Regions from separate parts of the Homo sapiens genome. Here regions 2 and 3 are each linked to region 1. The links are chromatin contacts, found by Hi-C or POLR2A ChIA-PET in ENCODE. All regions are on one chromosome and are shown on one strand. The core of a region is the stretch at or near the end of the contact, and the rest is flanking DNA. Distances in the headings are between cores, read along the strand shown. Region 1 holds the start of MEF2C-AS1 (MEF2C antisense RNA 1). Region 2 overlaps LOC102724637 (a long non-coding RNA gene). Region 3 has its middle 27 kb from the start of MIR3660.

The links. A loop is a pair of places that touch in the nucleus more often than their neighbours do. ChIA-PET counts read pairs that join two places held with the same protein, here RNA polymerase II (POLR2A). Pooled maps may share reads with other maps.
Region 2: a loop to region 1 is called in a map of endothelial cell of umbilical vein, with 6 times the contacts of the local background. The contact joins the enhancer-like site here to the promoter of MEF2C-AS1 in region 1. A Hi-C loop is called at or near these places in 4 of 168 maps with a recorded cell type or tissue (GM12878, cardiac septum, endothelial cell of umbilical vein and 1 more), 13 of 37 single-sample maps with no recorded cell type and 12 of 50 pooled maps. POLR2A ChIA-PET finds 5 or more read pairs at or near these places in 3 of 52 experiments (OCI-LY7, RWPE1 and endothelial cell of umbilical vein).
Region 3: a map of heart right ventricle shows a loop between it and region 1 (2.9-fold over the local background). The contact joins the enhancer-like site here to the promoter of MEF2C-AS1 in region 1. A Hi-C loop is called at or near these places in 5 of 168 maps with a recorded cell type or tissue (aorta, chondrocyte, heart left ventricle and 1 more) and 11 of 50 pooled maps.

Annotation. Positions count from the first base shown.
Region 1 is chr5:88,881,807-88,886,141 of GRCh38, reverse strand. MEF2C-AS1 (MEF2C antisense RNA 1) reads right to left here and starts at 2,812. Exons shown (of 10, transcript NR_136219.1): 1 at 2,657-2,812. It overlaps MEF2C (myocyte enhancer factor 2C), which reads left to right and starts at 2,958. Exons shown (of 11, transcript NM_002397.5): 1 at 2,958-3,187. RefSeq lists an enhancer at 1,851-1,900.
Region 2 is chr5:89,928,576-89,932,949 of GRCh38, reverse strand. The region is part of intron 2 of LOC102724637 (a long non-coding RNA gene); the gene reads right to left. Among named protein-coding and RNA genes, the nearest start is that of MIR3660, 86 kb to the left of the region's middle. Within about 2 kb of position 2,074, at least 7 of the 41 ENCODE cell types and tissues checked have a DNase peak (open chromatin) inside an H3K27ac peak, as active enhancers do; they include GM12878 and endothelial cell of umbilical vein, where a contact is called at or near this core.
Region 3 is chr5:89,987,076-89,991,751 of GRCh38, reverse strand. No RefSeq gene overlaps it. Among named protein-coding and RNA genes, the nearest start is that of MIR3660, 27 kb to the left of the region's middle. RefSeq lists an enhancer at 22-101. Within about 2 kb of position 2,636, at least 3 of the 41 ENCODE cell types and tissues checked have a DNase peak (open chromatin) inside an H3K27ac peak, as active enhancers do; they include heart right ventricle, where a contact is called at or near this core.

The sequences.
Region 1 (4,335 bases), core at 1,563-4,062:
TTAACTTAGGTCACACATAATTAAGAAGCTAAATCTGCTGAGGGGAAAATCCTGTATTTTAAAAGGCCAACTGTGATACATTCCAGATCCAAATTATTTTCAAATTATCCAGTGTGGGGTTATACTTATTTTTGAATGCTTGCAGTATCATTAATAATTATGGGTTTGTTATAATGGGTATTATTAAATAATTATTTAAAATATGAAAAGGTAAAATAAAATAATTTCTTTTTGAAAGAACATCTAAAACTGAAGTGTACTGTGGTAAACAGAAATACCCTCTATAATTCATTAAAAACAGCAGGGCTGAAATTCATGTATTGGCTATGTGTTTGCTCATGTCAAATAGACTGTTGTAACTCACTGCATTAATTTTAGGTATTATGGCAATAAACTTAGATGGTCCTTCAAATGCTTTGCTTTTTCAGGACCTTCGTGAATCTTGAAGAAAATTAATTTTATTTTTACCACCATATATAGACATATCTTAGTATTCGAAATATCTTTGCCCTTTAAATTTTTGGATTTTCAGAGAAGTTGTACTTTGAATGGAAACCTGATACAGATGTTCTCTGCCATATTATTAAAATGAATTCATGGTAATGGCAAACTCAACATTTGAAAAACCGGCAAACAAAATACATTGTAAATACTAATCTGCAAGAAATACTACTATTTCAGATGGTTTTTGCTTTGTGACAGTTTGTGATGCATTCCTATAATAAAAGGGAGGGAATGGTCTTAGTTTTGCTGATAGTCACAATGATGAGCTGGAACTTGAAGATTGTTCAGATCTAGTTGTACTTGCCTATAAAATAAACCTTCCCCTTTCAAGTGAAGCCTTGGGACAGTTGCCTAAATGTTGAGGCCACTCTTCTGAGAGAAGCTACTCACATCAAATACCTCCTACATTGAAGCAGGAGGCTTTTTGAACCATACTGTCCTCATATATTAAAATAGTCATCTGGAGGCATATTGCTGAACTTAACAGGAAATACAACTAGTCATTGGGTTAAACGTAGTGCTAAAAGGAATTTTCTAAAGTGAGGAAATCTTTAGTTAGCTAGATATTTCAATATACTATTGTCTAATCTCATATATTCCATGTTCTATTAATTTTCCCTTCTTGCTTTCACAATATTTTTTAAAAAATAGTTTGGTTTAAACATTTTATGTAATCTATAATTCTACTGGCATGCAATCTTGTCTTTTCATGATTCTATACTAGTTGATGTATTTTATCTTTGGCTTTATTGGGCATGGTATATATTAACAGTTGGTTAGGGCGGGAGGTGCCCAATCTCTAGTAGCCTAAATATTAAAGCCTTTTTTTTTTTTTTTTGTAAGGAAAAGTGTTTATCATGCTTTAACCTTAACATAAGTATCCTCCCTTATCAGTCTCTATTTCTGCTTCCTGTGCAGCTGAAACTCTTCAGGATAAGTGAAGTCATCAGCTATCGGCTAGGGTAGCCTAATGCATTTGGGAAGTTGGTTTGGTTTACATGTTAATGACCTGGATGAAGTCCAGTAAGGTGTGGAAAAGATAGAGTGGGGGGAGGGGGGGAACTCCGAGGAAGCTGCTTCCTCGGTAAATATTTCCAAACTGATTAGAAAGTTCATGGCCCCGCGATGAAGTCGAGATCTCAAATACTGGTAATTATTTTATTATTTCGTACATTACTAACATTAGAGAAACCTTTCGGCTCGCTTTCTAGCGCTCCAACCTCTCAGGGTGAAAACCGCGACTTCTGGGCGTGCAGGAAAAGCACGCTGGAATCGAGTGCTGCAGACATCCTGGACCGTGGTTTTTACGCGTGAGTAACGGAGGAGCGCACCGACCGGTGGAAGAGAGAAGTGGCTAACGCGTGTCCAAAAGGGGGAAAAGTCACAAGAGCAACTATTAGGGTCGCGCTCCTATTGGTCAGAGGAAAGATCCCGACTTTAGAAGGACTTTCCTGCTGGCTGGCTCGCAGCGTCCCCGGAGAGCAAGCGAGCGCGCCGCAGCGGGAGACTAGGTTCTCTCCGAGCGTCCTCCGCAGAGGCGCCGCGAGAGGAGCAGGGAGCCGCAGCTCGCCGTGTTGTCTTCATTTCGTGCAATAAAGAATTGTCATTAGGTTTGCGTATGGCATGTGCTATTACCCCACCGTAAAACTAAAATTAGCAAAATGTCAGGAATGGAAAGATTGATTCACCAAGATGCAATTATCATTTAAAAGTGCTTGATTGAGGTACTGATGTTCAGTGATTTATTCTGCATACCATATACATAATTAAAGTAGTGTAGTGGAGTAATTTATCAATCTAGTTGAGACTGGAGGGGTGAGGAGGGAGCTGCTGTATGTTTGTTTTATTAAAATGCTCCGAGGTCTAGTCCCGCCCCCCTTTTGCAAGAGTGAAACTGATGATTTCTCCAGCTCGCGAGGAAAGAGTCAACGGTTTGGGATTGTGGGGGAGAGAGAGACGGAGAGAAAAAGGCAGCGCGAAGCAAAGGCAAGGACAAAATTAAATAAAGGGGGAAAAAAGGAGGCAAAAGACATTTCATCGGACGTGCTGCTTAGAACCCCAACCATTCGTGCTCCGTCTTCCCTACCACCCCCGCCTCCCCTCCCAGTATCCTTCAATCCCCCCCGCCCCCACCACCCCCAGTCTTTTTTACGCGATGTTTCAAACGCTGTGAGCTGTTCTCCTTTTCCCATTCGTCTTCTGTCACTTCCTTCCTGGACGCAGTTTTCTGGACGAGTCTGGTTACTTTTAATCCGACCGGCCGCTGAGAGCCACTTTCTCCTCCTCCTCCTCCTCCTCCTTCTCTTCCTCCTCCTTCTTCCTCCTCCTCCTCCTCTTCCGAGCGGCCTCGGCGCGCGCGAATGCGCGGCCCCGCGCCCCCCCCCTCGCGCGCGCTCCCCTCGCGCGCGCGCACACACGCACACATCGTCTCCAGCTCTCTGCTCGCTCTGCTCGCAGTCACAGACACTTGAGCACACGCGTACACCCAGACATCTTCGGGCTGCTATTGGATTGACTTTGAAGGTTCTGTGTGGGTCGCCGTGGCTGCATGTTTGAATCAGGTGGAGAAGCACTTCAACGCTGGACGAAGTAAAGATTATTGTTGTTATTTTTTTTTTCTCTCTCTCTCTCTCTTAAGAAAGGAAAATATCCCAAGGACTAATCTGATCGGGTCTTCCTTCATGTAAGTACCCCTGATATTTCTCGAGGAAATAGAAAACCCGGGTATTGTCTCTAAAATCTGCATCAATATATTCCACGGCACTGTGTCTATCTATCCCTGTGCCTTTTTTGAAGGCTGAAGTTGAGGCTCGTTGTGCATTCTTTTTCGTTAGATTCCATGATTTCCTTGTTTGTTGCTAAAAGTAACTTTTTAGATAGTCGTATCCGTTTGCCATCAGCTATTGAAATCACTCCTGACTCGTTCCTGTCACACCAGTGTATTTAAAGTTTCATGAAGTTAGTTCACGTCATTAGCATGTTTGATATGGTGGAGCGTGTGGAGCCTGGTGGATTTTAATATTTCACAGCATGTTCTGTGACCTTGAAGTAGACGCCTTAAGATTTAGCAGTTAGTTCACTGTGGAAAGATGCTCCCATGAGTCCCCCCAAAGACACTGATTTGCCCTGGGTTATGCTTCTGAGCCACTAATTCTTGGGATTAGTTTGACCTAAAGCATGGCTGTCTGTCAGAGTATACCTTTGTGCATTTCCTTCCCTCACCAAAGTGCCGGCTTGACAGAGGGCTTCTTAATTGGTGTGGACAAAAAGTAATATCCCTGCCATAGTAGTCTACACATTTCACAATTCACGTTCGATTTCAGCATATGGATTGCTGTTCAGGTCAAGTCAAATACATAGCTGTTTAAAAGCAAGCAAGGTTAAGTCACTTAAATTGCCTTCTCTTTGGACTTGGAATGAAAGTTACCAAACTCGATGATAAAGTTTGTCACAAAGGAAGTATATATAGATGTGGCACATTGTTTATTTTATTATTAAATATTGTGGAAGTATTTAAATTTAATGCTAATGTTACCTTCCTTCCCTGAACATGGCTATTGCTTTTTAAAGGAAATTTTATATCTGAATCACTTCTGACTATTCTAAGTCCAGTAGTTATCATTCTTTGGGGAGAGCCTTTTTTTGTCACATTTTAGGAATGCGTGTCTTTTGTATAAAATACTTTATATGTAAATGCTGACAGTAGACTAAGTAGAATTGGGCTCTCTGCCAGTTCCTTAACCGGTCCTCAGTGGAGAATTGCTTTGACACAAAGTGCGTTTTACTATTGTGAATCTGAAACTAACTCTAATAGTAACTGTCTTATGAAAT
Region 2 (4,374 bases), core at 825-3,324, 1.0 Mb before region 1:
GGGAATGGGTGGGAATTTCCTTAATTAGGTAATGATTCTGCTCTATTTCTCTGTGCATTGTTCTCAGTAGTCCCATGCGAAGTGAATGTCTAGGAATGTGCCCTTTTTAACTATAGCACCTTCGTTTTCAGCTCACTTCCTGCTCTTGAAAGGCTGGGGGCCAAAGAGTTGTTTTAAGTCTTGAGCAGACAGATGATTTTTCAACCAGTCATGTGGTTTCTTTGGCAATGCATTTGACATACAAACTTAATAAGTTTCAAATCTATATGCTTCCAGTAAGTTTCATATTCCAGAAGTCCACCCCAGATTTCTTTTTAGACATTGTCCTTTAATTTGCTAAATGTCTTTGCTCCTAATACCTTCTTCTCTCTCAATTTTATGGTGGCTATCTTAAGGCTATTAGGCTTGAATTAAAAGATCATATCCTTAATTTGATCTTTGCAATGAATCACTTTATTAATTCAGAATGTTTGCCATATCATAAATTAAAGAATTGATGTGTGTCTTAATATAGATTTTGGAAGAGACAATGAGGCTAGTGAGAGAAAAGTTGAAATCATCTACATCCCTAGTTCTCAATGCCCTGCAGGGGAGATTTTCAATGTCTGGATACAATTTTTATTTTCAAAAATGGGGTGGAGTGGGGGATGGGTGGTGCTAGTGCTACTGGCATTTAGTGTACGAACGCCAGGGATATTGATAAACATTCTACAATGAACAGGGCAGCCCCACACAGCAAAGAATCATCTGGCTGTTCCAGATAACACACACAGACTTCTTCAAGAACCACTTAAGCTCTAATACGCCAGCATTTTCCAACAATATTAAGAAAGGTTGACAGTGCTTTTCACCTTTTTCAGATTTCATTGTAATACCCACGATTGAGATGGTTGGAGATAAAGCCATTATCCAGTGATAGTTCATCATGTTGAAGGAATCCTGCTGTATGTATTTTATATATTTTGATATGGATATGTGATATGCACCCTTAATACAATTCTAGTCTATAACAGCTACCTAACAATATTTCAGAATGAGCTTTTTCTAGTATTCTGTGCCATTAAAGAGTGGCCCCTTTGTACATTAATGAAAGCTTGTCCTTTAGAATGAATAGGAAGTCTAAGAATTTGGCTAAATACCATCTTTCTGGAAGAGGAAAAAATTAATGGCAAAATATTAGAAATATAATTGATCAAATGCAATACTCATTGTAGTCAAGAGTAAGTAATGCAAAAATCTGTAATTCTCATGAAAAACAATATTAAAATTGTGTTCCCGGGAAGTTAGTAACATTTTGACATTTTTTCTCTATTCTTTAAATGGTTCAGAGCAACTATTTATTAATTAGCATTTTCTTTAAGAAAAACTAATATCGTTGTGGAGGATTAACTTCACTTTGGAGTGTACTACTCCCTTAAAAGGACCATTAAAAGGCTATAAAATTAATTGTTTTCTACTAATAAGTTATTATTTAGAATCACTTAGTTTCATCTACCAGAAAAAAATGCTTTTTGAGTTAGAGGTTTTATATTATCTCAGTCTTCTCATCCATGATCAATACTTACTCCATTTTTGTTATTATATCTGTTTCCTTCTGGTTCTCATCTTAGCTCAAAAGAAAAAGGATGATTGAACAAAATACCTTTTGAGTAGTCTCTCTGCTCCTCAAAGCACATGTCTTCATAATTATCTCAAATTTGCATATTTATTGTTAAATAAATATAAGGGGAATTTATTGCAGTATGCTGCATTCTTTGCACTCTCTGTGTCTTGTTTGCATCTTGCCTGTTTTGATCGTTTTAGATTAGAGGCACATGAATTATCATTTATTTTAAGTGCTATATTATAGTCATTTTTGCAGAGAAAGAAAGCAGTCAAAAAACAGATTGTCCAACTTCTTATAAATGAGAATGTCACAAATAAAATGCCAGTTTGTTCACCTTGTCCTTTGCACTAACGTCAAGCCATTCTCTTCGATGCCTTTTTTGTAATTATGAGTAATAGCCCAAATATTTTACAGCAGAGAGATGAGTCACAAAGCGGAAGAACTATAAATACTTTTGTTCTCGAGAAACAATGAAGCTGTATATTCTTTCACATTCACCCACCACATATGTGTTTTATTTAAGGTTAAGCTTTTTTAAAAACAACTTTCTCCTGCTTTAAGAGTTCCAATCTCCAGTACAAGTTTTGTTTTCCAGTAAACTGTTTCATTGTATTTGATGCTTCATAAATGTATCTAAATCTAGCTCATCATGCACTGCTAGCTACACCTAATCATACACACATGTCTGAATTACTCCACTCCTATTTAAAGGAAAAGAACAAAAAGTAAGAATGGCAGATGTGTTCATAATTAATATCCTACTGGGTTAATCAGTAGATCCTCAGGAATGCTATGAGGGTTTTGATGTATTCAGAAAATCACTGCCTTTATCTATAGACCTCTTTAAAGACAAACATACAACAGTTAGTTTTTAGAAGATGTGATCCTTGCAAATAAGATAGTAAATAATATTGTCACAGACTTGCCTCTTTGAATAACCTAATTCCATGCTTGATTTTATATGTTTAAGTGAGGAATTTATGGTTCATATTTACAGCCAGTGATATGTGCAAGGATTGCTGTTTACTAACATCACACTCAAAATTTCTTGTAGACATTTCAAGCAATTTGAAGTATAGTTCTTCTAGAAGTAACTAAATATAAACAAGATGGGCACTTTTTTTAAGGAGATTGATATTTCAGAATTGTTGATCACTCCTATACTTGTGAATGAGAGAATATAAGAGACATGGTAATTCACTGAAGGAGAAGAAGAAGAAGGAGAGCATTGCATTATTGGAAAAACTCCATCTTTATAGCGAGACAATACTGAGTTGAAAGCTCAGTCTCCCACTGTGCAACTCTAGGAATTGCTTAAGAGCTCTGGTCTTTGGTTACCTCATCTACTAATGCAGAATAATAACACTTCTGTCTTAAGGTTTAGAGTGTTAAAATAAAGCAGTACTTGGGACATTGAAAAATGCTGAATTTAAAAGTCCTGTTTCATGGGGAATATGAAACTTTCATTCTAAAAAGACTGTACTGTATGAAAGATAAATTTTAGTTATATTGTGGTCCACATTTCAGTTTTGGAGTTAATGTATTCAGGTATGTGCCTGTCACAAAAGGGTCGTGCATTAAATGTTGAGTGAAAACATTGTGGCTTAGACAGAAATCTTGGAATTTAACTAGAAATTTATTTTTTTAAAAAATGAAAGAATAGGAAGAGGTTCATCAGCTCTGTCTTGACTATCTCTAGATCTATGATTGATGCAATATTACCTTTAAGTAAAAAAAAAAAAAGCTACATAATTATTTTAGTTTTATTGTATCTTCTTAAGTATGTTTCAAGTACTTTCATTTGTGTTTGACTCTTCAAGATCTTACCTTCACTACAACCCAGTATTTCCATTGCAAGTGATAATATTGCAATGGAATATTGCAGTCTTTCTGAATAACAGAATTTACATTATATCAGTCCCCGAGAGGACCAGGGGCATGGAAAGATCAGGGTTTGGACACTTACACCCCCTTGTGTTTTGGGAGAGGTCATGGCAACTCGCTGTCCCTATGTGCAGCTTGCCTAGCAAGTATCCTTGTGCCTGAAGGAGTGAGATATTAAATAGCAAATTAAAAAAGACATTTCAAGCAATTTGAAGTATAGTTCTTCTAGAAGTAACTAAATATAAACAAGATGGGCACTTTTTTTAAAGGAGATTGGTATTTCAGAATTGTTGATCACTCCTATACTTGTGAATGACAGAATATAAGAGACATGGTAATTCACTGAAGGAGGAGAAGAAGAAGCAGGAGAGGATTGCATTATTGGAAAAACTCCATCTTTATAGTGAGACAATACTGAGTTGAAAGCAATTTGAAGTATAGGGTTAAAAATGAGATTGAGAAGTAAAGCAAAATGGGTTACATTTTAGTACTTTTAACTTCATTTTCCCCCAGTTATTTTTGAACAAAGGGGCACCACATTTTGTTTTTATACTGAGGTTTGCAAATTAGGCAGCTGGTTCCCAAACATGTGGCAGAATGGTCAGACACTTCAGCCTGATCTCCTATGCCTTCCTCTGAGGTTGCATCTTATAGAACCCAACTTGCCAGTCCCCTCTGCCTCTTTCTTTAACAAATTTCTTTCTGTTTCCTACCTCAGGAACTCTATACTTGCTATTTCTTCCTTCCACTATACCCTTCCTCCTTGTTCTTGATTTCTAAGTATAAGCATCACTTCTTAAGAAAACCTTCTTTAACCATGCTAACTGGAGGAGCTCTTCTCGCACAGAAGTTATTGCTATCACACCTCTCTCTTTTATTTTCCT
Region 3 (4,676 bases), core at 1,387-3,886, 1.1 Mb before region 1:
GGCCTCACTCTGTCCTAGAAGGCCCAGCTGTTTTTCTCACAGAAATAGATGTGTTTTGAACATGAGTTTCTCTTTCTTATGATATTTAAGATATTCAAACACCTGAGTTTGTCTTTCTAAATAATATTTGAGACACCACCATCCAGAGACATTCAGAGTGCTTTACCCACAGGCATGGAATCCCATAGTGCATAGAGTCCCCCAGCAAAACACACTTCACAGTTAAAGAAGTGTAGGAGCAGGACAACGACCATGGGATCTACTGAGTACACTAAATACCACAACATGGAAAGGCTACCAGATGAACAGAGTGTTAGAATGGCCTGACTAATGCATATGAATGCCCTGGTGAAGGGTAATGCTCTGGAAGGATATGGCACATTGCTCCAAGATGTAGTATATTCTGCAAATCAGATACCGCTCTATGGCATTGTGTCTGATGGAGAAATTCATGGGTCTAGGAACCAAGGTTTGGATGCAGAAGTAGTCCCACTTGCCGTCATTTCCAATGACCTGTTGGGGGACTTTGCATTCCCTGTCCTTTCCACTCTGGGCTCTCTAGGGTAGAGATCCTGGTTCCTAAGTATAGCACACCCTCCTTAGTGACACAGCATGGATATCATTGAGATCCAATCTCTGGCTATTGCTTGAGCACTTTGGATGTCCTGTATCCAGGACCCAACAGGTTAGAAGAGTAATTACTATGTTACAGGAGTGATTGACTTGAATAGCAGGAGCAGGCAGGACTACTGTTATTCAATGAGGGAGACCAGAATACACTCAGTTGATCTATTTGGACATTTCCTGGCATGTTCCTTTGTGTAATTATGGCTGTGAATGCATAAATGTAGCAACTCCAGCCTGAGAAAAGGGTGGTCATCAGGGCCCAGATCCTTTAAGAATGAAAGTTTTGTGTCATTCCACCAATTAAGATACCATTCCAGGAGAGGGGATCCATGAGGGCAAGGGGAAATTAGAATGGATAGTGAAGGAAGGAGATAGTGAATACCACTTATGGCCTAGAGATAACCTCAGGGATGGGAAATACAGTTTTTTTTGGAAACCTCCCTTTTCTAAGTTTCTCTTCAGGAAGTGAGGCCCACTGGAACCCTGGAGTAGCTGCATCTGGACAAATGAAGAAGTGAATCCATGTGACACAGGGTGAACAACAGCACCCACGGGTGTATATCACTCCGATTATCCTGCAAAGAAAAGAGTTGGCAATCAGCTGTTTCACTGTCTGAATTAAGAATTATAAGGTCACAGCTAGCAGGGAAAAACAGGGGGTATGATGTTGACTTTATCTGCCTTTTCGGATCCATGGAAGGCCCTGGATTATCTCTGTGGCCCCAGAAAAAAAGAAAAAAAAAACAAACCCAGGACACTACGCATCCAACAGCTCTGCCTGTGTGGCCTAATTCCTTGAGCAGAGGCTTATGGCTTACACTGTTACAGTTGAAAGAACAGTTCTGGGCATGGAGAAGGTACCAAATGTGTATATGCCATATTGATAGAACTAAAGTATAGAGGATGAAGAAGAAATTGCCTAGAAGAGGAAATTACCTTTAACATTTCAATAAATGACTCTGAGCTGTTGTTTAGGAATTCTTGTTACAAATATGAATTCAGTAGTGGAGTGATTTGGCATTCTCAATGAGTAGAGTTCTTTCAAACCAGAGATTCAATGGGAAATTATTTTTCAGTGGAAAGGAAGCACTTTGTTGAGCATGCCTGGGAGCAGTTCCCATAGTGACATGTGATAGAATGTGCTTCCTTTGGCTTTTAAATCTTTATGTCTCTTGGAAAAAAAATTTTTGAGCAGAGCTTAAAAAAATCCACCAAGCTCTAGAGAATAGGGTTTATAGGCAGCTAAATTATGTGACTTTTTGAATCTATGGGTTCAAGCTTTCCTGCCTTTGTAGCTTCCAGCTGACACCTTCCAAGGGGCAATGATCTGTACTGCATTTTCTCATCAGAGAACTCAGCCATCTTAATTTTAGGGTCATTTGGAATCACATGAGTTAACCTGATTTTTTTTTTCATTTTCCAAAATATCATAAATAGTGGGGTTTTTTTTTTTTCATTTTTTTAGAAGGGAAAAAAATCTGGCTTCAGTTGCTAATTTCCTCTGTTCTGTCAAGATTAGGCTAGTAGTTCTGAGTAATTCTGGCTCATTTTCTCAAGGGACTAGGCCTGAAATAATCCAGTGTTTATTTTTATACAAATTCTCACAGTAATACAACATTTCAGTGACTTCCTGGGATGTTTCTAGTTTTTCACAGGCCAAGAGGCCATTCTCAGAGGTAGCTCCTTCATGTAAACCTAAAAATGGCACTTTCCCACATTATAGTTTATCAGGAAGTTTAAAGTTCAATAGTCCTCCTCTCTTTTCTTTCTCGTCACAGGGAAAGGAAAAAATAAGGGGCAGTTCCAGCATTTCGGCATGGTCATTCCATTTCAGTACTTTGGAACCTGGGAAAGAGGAGGGAGTTTGTAGTATATCTTGGCTGCGAGATGGCTGGACTGGGAAACAGGACTCTCTGCCATTCCCTGTGTCACTCTCTGAGTGACCCTGACCTCTTCCCAGCATTCCTGACCCCACCTCTGTGTTGGGGAAAATGATGCTCGTCATGTAACCCTCACAACATTCTCCAAAAGTCATGGGACATTGCTGAAAAAATAAGAATCCTGTTTGGAAGGCCAGCTTGGCTCTCAACCTGCCTTTCTGGATTTATCTTCCACTACTCGTTCTCAGGAACCCCTATTTTCAGCGCAGGTGTTGGACTGAGCTGTCTGCTGTGTAACATGCAATTCTCTCCCTCTCCACTTTTCCTCACTGAGCCTGTGAAGCTCAGTTCAAACCCAATTCTGTAGTTCAGCTTCACTCTTGTCCTTCCTCTGAAATTATATGGCTCTCTTCATTTGACATTTCACTTGCATACAATAAATATCCTGTTGCTATATTTGCAGAATGTATTATAACAAATTTTTAGTATCCTTTATCTCTTCTAACACAGGATGAGTGCATCGATACATTCAAATATCTGATTGATCAAACAATCTTTACATCTCCTCAGCAGTTCTAGTTGGGTTTTAATGACATCATGACCCTGCGTGGACCTACACACATTGCTGAAGTTGCACACCAGAATGTAATTATGATATATGCATTCAGGCATGCAATGTGGACAGCAAAAAAAAAAAAAAAAAAAAAAAAATCTGTTTGAAATATTTAGCCCGGAGTGTTAAATTGGATCCTAGAAGGCAAAATTACTTAGCTGTGTCAGGTCCAAAGCTATATTTAAGTTTATTGTTTCGTAACAAGTCTGGTCTATTTCAGTGTATTGTTCTCTGTACAAGGTCTCCCCATAACCATGCATTATAATAGACTGTTGCCAGCATTCTTAAAAGTTTCAGAGATGGATTCTTGATTACTTACTTCCTGCCCCAGGGATTCTTGCTGTTAGGGTTGTCATTAAACAAAGCAGCCTCCCTGGCATTGTATTCTGACAAACAATTCGCACCTTTGTAAACTGATTAACAGAATGACTTTGTTTTGATAATTGATCCTTGACTTGTATTTTAAAGGACAGCAAAACTTTAGAGAACTTCTATATTTGTTACAAATACTTTTCCTGGAATTTAAAAAATAATTTAAAACTTCATTAGGAAAATAACGTCATTAGAAAAACAGCGTCAGCCAGTACAAACTTTTAGTTACAAGATGAATAAGTTCTAGAGATCTAATGTACAGCATGATGACAGGAGTTAATAATAATGTATTGTATACTTGAAATTTGCTAGGAGAGTAGACCGTAAGTGTTCTCACCACATATAACACCCCCCAACACACACACACACACACACACACAAATGGTAACTATGAGAGGTGATGGATGTGTTAATTTTAGCTTGATTGTGGTAATCACTTCACAATAGGTAAGTGTGTCAAAACAACCATATTCTACAGCTTAAATATATACAGTTTTTATTTGTCAATTATACTTCAATAAAGTGAGGGGAGAAAACAGTAGCATGAAACAAATTAAGACTGGAGACCATTATGTTCATTATTATGTGTATGAATTAATGTATAGACTGGTCAGAGCAAGCAGGCTACCCAGAACAGGTGGTAACCAGCCCAGATCCAGACTTTATCTTCTCAAAGTCATCCCTCTGCCCTCTGCCCAAGGTGAGTGATGATCCCATCACTCAGAGGCAATGGCCTGTCTGTACTACTGCATGCAGAGCAAATGTTATAATCTGAAGTATTCTTATTGTGAACTATTCTGTATGAAGACCAACATGACCAACATATGAATCTTTGTTGATTACCTGGGTTAAAAAAAATGCCCCACCTTGACAACTGTTCTCCATTTCCTGTTCCACATCAATAATCCTATTAGCTACACAGCCTTTGGCAAGTAAGAGGGAAAGTTACTCCAAATAAAGCTACTGTAATCGGGATAATCTGATGGCCATTCCCCTGTTATTTGGTGTTTAATTACCTGTTGTTAGTTTTTTCGAAGGGCTTAAGAAAAAAATCATACATATATCAATGTATGTCAGAGTTCCAAATGAAAAGAAAAAGTTGAAAGTAAGTGGGAGGATTAGAGCTAGTTACTGACACACTTAGCCCAGGTAGAGAATTTAGGTGACTGCTGATTTTGGTGGTC